Regions from separate parts of the Homo sapiens genome. Here region 2 is linked to region 1. The links are chromatin loops, found by intact Hi-C in ENCODE. Cell type or tissue: PC-9. All regions are shown on one strand.

Region 1 (2,500 bases):
ATCTCAGTCCCTGGAAGTTGTCCAGAGTTCCCTGAGAATCCCTGCTCTGGGACAGAATCACCAAGGCTCATCCTCACCAGCTCCCAACAGGCTCCAGCAGGGCTTTCCTGCCAGGTGCAGGGCACAGGAATGGCTCTGCCTGTCTCTTAGTTAGAGGGAGGCCATGCAATGATGTTTGTATAAGAGGGACTGGGATTCTGGGTCTCCATTAAAGTATTTGATAACATTTTCTTTGTTTTTGTTTTATTTGGCCATCTCACCAATTAGGACAGCAATCCCTTTACAGTTATATTGTTCTTGGCACTTGGGAAGGTTTTTGTGGTTAAGTCACATTAAGAAATTGTGCCTTTTTTTCCTGTTCAGATATAACCCAAGGCAGTGAAAGAAACAACAATAATTTTGAAAGCAGTTACTTATGCATCCTATGATAAAGGTGTTAAGTTTCATTGCCCACATCTAACTTTCAGTCTAGTGGAAATGAAAAGTCACAGTTAGGGGGCATGTGAGCATGCCCTGAGAGAGGCCGATGCCAATTGAGAAGTCTGTGCCAATCCCCAATACTGTGAGATTGAAGGGGAGGGAGAGATGACCTCTCTTTCAGACCATGCTCAACAAGGAGGGAGAGGGATTTTCATCCATGGGAAGCTGAGGAGGAGCAAATCCCAGGGTCCTCTAACTCAGGGTGCGGGAACAAATCCTTGGAGAGGAAAATGGTCCAGTTCAGCTGTCACAGGAGACAGGAGAAAGCACAGTTATCTAATCCACAGTCCCCTGGCTGATTTGCTTCCTTATGATGCTATTTTGTACCAGCATGTCCTCATCTCCCGCTGCTCCTCTGCCTGTTTCAGAATCATCTCTTCCGTGTTTGGTGCTCAGATCAGTGGATGTGCATTGTACAAGCTGATCATTTCCTGTAGCAGCCCCTTTGCTAGTCTTAGCTATATCCATCCTTAGTTTCTACATTAGGTACTGCTCCCTCCACCATTGCTTATTGCCTTGTAAGAGGTTTCATTTTATATATTTCAATTTTACTTTTTATTAATAGACATTTGACTTCATCTTTTGCTGATCTATACTTTTGGGGTAACATTGTCATTTTAGGAGGATGTGTTTGTTTATCTTTAGTGATTCACATTAAATAATCTCTTTATACCTCAACGTCTGTGTTTTCTTACTATTTAAAACCAAATATTATTTTCTTTCATTCCTCTCCTTCTATTCCTCTTTCTTTAGATGGTAGTTTAAGGGAGAAAAAGTTAAACTATAACTGGAGATATTTGTTAAGAGTTTTTCAGAATGACGGTGGGATATTAAGATTTTGGTAACTGAAAGCAATAGTCAGGGTTAGAACTAGTGTTGGTATGATGATTTAGGGAAGCTGCTCATAACACCTGCGGGACGGCACTTGTGGAATATTCTGCCGGCTCACTCAGCAGACACTTCCCAGCGGAAGAAATAATGATGAAACTTCACTTATTGGCCACAAGATGGCACTATGGTCCACTGGGCTCTGGGGAGTCTGGGCGAGCAGTCTAGGAGGGAAAGGGTTAAGAAAAATTAGGGCTTGGATCCCATATTATGCAGATGTTGCAGCAGTTTTCAGTTATTGCTAGGCTACCTACAGCTATGCAAGAGGCGGGAAGTCCCTGTAATCTTTAGTGACATCTACAGTTGAAGAATTTTTGCCTTCGTATCAGGGGCGGGTGCAGAGGAGCAAATGCCTCAGAGGAACATTGGAAATTGTCTGACCAGGCAACAGCTTTAACCTGCTTGAGTGATCTGGGATTCTGCAAGTTCATAAGTCTTACTGATAACATCACCTTGGCTGAGATTCCATTGGACACCAAGTATGTGTTCTCTGGAGGGCAAAAAATATTGAGAAGTTCTAAAACACCTAAGTAAACAGACTACTGAAGGAAAATGTTAGTAGACACATCAAACTGTGCTGTTAGAGCTGAATATAATTGACTAGAAGAATTATCAAAAATAGACTATAAATAAGTCACTACTAAAGTATTTGTGGGCATAGAACAGTGTTTGAGTCTTCTCAGGGTAGATTAAGGAAGAAATTCAGCTATTATCCTCATGACCTTGGCTTGGATGAAAATGCATGGACTCCTCAATTTATTTTCTTGTAAAATGTTACAGAATAATATTGAGCAAACATTTTATTTTTCTCCAGCCTCTATCCCTCTTTAGCACTTACAGGTAGAGCAGACACCTAGACGCAAGGTTTTTTAGTTGGGATCCATTAACTGCAGGACTGGAGATCCACAGCTGGGCTTTACAGGGATTGCAAACCCCACATGCAGGGAACCCCGTGTGTCTGCGCTGTGCCCAACTCCCCTCTGTGAGGCTGCCAAAGGCGGAGGGCCGGGTGTCCCAGGACCCCACTCACAAAGAGGGGAGCAGGCTGCTTGCTGGGCAAAAAAATCACTTCACCAATTGGCCAATCTGTTGAAAGCCAAAAAGAAATGAAAGTCTCAATTGTGAGACTGAT
Region 2 (2,500 bases), 60 kb after region 1:
TGGGGACAACTCAAGAAACCTAAAGTGACTTATCAGAGATTGAGTCCTCAGGGGTAGTGATGGTTTATCTCCCATAAAAGTATGTGATCATGAAACATGTACAATAAACTTAATAATACAGATAGTGATTATACCAAGCAGCAAACAGCAGGCTCCCCTTATGTAGTTGTCAGCATGTGAATGACTTGTTACCCTTAGTGACACCCCGGCTGTCTAGCAAAGTCTCAACACACAGTATGTGTTTGGAAATCTTTTTCCTTCTGTTTTATTTTTGGTAAAGTATGCTAATAATGATGTTGTTAATGATAGTGATTATAATTTCAGGTATGTTATTCAGCCCTTTTTCCAGTTCAAAGAAATGCACACAAATGGATACCCCGGCAACCAGGTGCAAATCTTAGCTCCACATGAATTCTACTTCTCCTGAACTCTCTAACTCTTCTATGTAATCATCCCAGCCCAAGAATATATCTAGACCTGGACCAGTCAGTTCAGAGGACATTTCTACGTGTCTGCCTTGTATATTAAAAGTTCCTTAGTGGATTGAAATATTCCTTGTAAGAACTTCTGAAGCAATCAATTGCCCTCTCTGATAATATACACTCTGTGTGTCTAGCTCCATATTCATTACTCTACTTCTGCCTAAACTCTCTAATACTAGAAATCTTTCTGAAGTATTGGTTAGAATTACTTAAAAAGCAGCATACTGGAAATTGTCTGAAAGCACTGTCACTGTCCATTTGCCCCTCCTGACTTCCCTCCCCTCCTTATCCAATCTAATACCTGATGGCAAGTCAGGCTTTATTTCCATTTGTTCATTGCACATCTCCCTGTCCTTTATTCCTGTAATAAAACCTCACTGATGTGATGGATTAAAATGACCACTCACTCACCATCTCCTTGTCAAAATTTCTATTTTTTTCTTTTCCCAATCTGCTATGTTAGTTATAGTTAATAACTCCCTCATAACATTTTCTGAGATCACTTTTTATTATTTGAATATAGGACACACAGTTGTTTCAGAGTCTGTCTGATCATTTTCACCTCTAAGATCTTCATAGGATATTTTTGTGATTTTCTTTTTGTGCTGCTTCTCAGTTATGGTGCTTGAGTTTTCATGGCATTTGTATTTCTCCTTACCAATCTGATGATGTTTGACACTTTGCCAAACACTATAGTTGTAGAAATAATTTTGGGGGTAGGATGGATATTTTTCTGCAGAGATCATTTTTCTGTGCTTCTGAAAGTGCATGTAGATATAAACAGTCAGGCTCCCTGAATCACAGTTTAAGGCTTGAGGTGTCCTGGAGCATCTGGAGAACAGGTTTGTCTCTGGCTTATTGTTACTAGTGGAATTTGGCAATGACACGTTCGGTATGTTCTGGGCTTTGCCTTTACCCCCGTGGCCTGTGAGTCAGCTTCCTGAGTGCTGAGTCAGGATCTGCAAATGCCCGCTAGGGCAAATGGACTGCTGTGCTCACCTCCCGGAGCTCTTGCCCTCACCAACATTCCAGCCAAATTATTATTATTTTTTTAGGACTTTAACTAAAATTTTTAATGTTGTTTTTGATATTTTTTTTCCAACTATGTAGATAACAACAGAAAGAGTGAGTGCCATTATCCTTAATTATTGGGATTAAGGTGAAAATAACTTTACCTGGAATTCTAATTTTCCTTGTATTTTAATGTTAGATTCTTTGTGATTTGTCTAATATTCAACTTAAATGGTATAGAGATGTTAAACTCTGATATCAAATACTTTAAAAAAACTTATCAAGACCATTCATAATCCAATTGAGACATATCTTTGTTTGGGGCATGTTGTTTTTAGAGTATTCTTCTACTGTTATTTATTTCTATCACATAACCTCTGTGTTCCATTGGACCATATGGCAAGATGGGAAAGACAATCAAGAGAATGCTGAGATCTGGTCAAATAGTACAGATTGGGCTTCAAATTAATTTAATTACTGAGTTCTGGGGGTGGATTTGTGCTGTTTTATGAGTATTTCCTGGGGCAATGGTCAAAATTAGAGGGAGTAACTGATATGTGGCTATTGTTTTACCCCGTTTAAAGCCAATCTCCTGGGACAACACACCCCATTTTGTGGGGCACCCCGAAAGTAATAATCCTGTTTTAATCTTCCTATTCCTTGCCAAATCTTCTCTACAGAAGGGAAATCAGTTATACTATTTCCTCTCTTCATTTTAGTTTAGTCTCTCCTTATTTTCCCGTTTTCCTCCTGGTTCCCTAGAGAAAAGTAGATTATTTTCAACATGTGCTAAGATCAGTGAGGAACTCTCTCTTCCATGCAGGGTGGCCTGCAGTTTGGAGGGGATAGGGAATGGGTTAAATTCTGTTTCAGCATCATGTTAGCCAGCCCATCGAGTTTCACAATGAGACCTGCTGCTTATCAGTATTAAAACTGACATTATGTTTCCACCTTTCTGACTGCATTGTCAATGTCTGGGGTGTTTCTGTCCTACCCCATAGCACTAA

What was found. Hi-C counts contacts between places; a loop is a spot of excess contacts. Peaks named below come from ENCODE experiments on the same cell type or tissue, not always from the same donor. Only the 100,000 strongest peaks of a DNase experiment are listed, where the experiment ranks them.
Region 2: it touches region 1 in a loop (9-fold over the local background); 1 of 110 quality-filtered maps calls a loop at or near these places.

The regions. Positions count from the first base shown.
Region 1 is chr7:142,495,207-142,497,706 of GRCh38, forward strand. It overlaps TRB. Among named protein-coding and RNA genes, the nearest start is that of MIR11400, 22 kb to the left of the region's middle. In PC-9, CTCF peaks have their summits at 1,478 (motif pointing right) and 1,681; a DNase peak (open chromatin) is centred at 1,725; H3K4me3 peaks cover 398 bases; H3K27ac peaks cover 1,263 bases.
Region 2 is chr7:142,555,542-142,558,041 of GRCh38, forward strand. It overlaps TRB. Among named protein-coding and RNA genes, the nearest start is that of MIR11400, 82 kb to the left of the region's middle. In PC-9, no CTCF peak of the experiment used is centred here; a DNase peak (open chromatin) is centred at 1,370; H3K27ac peaks cover 2,500 bases.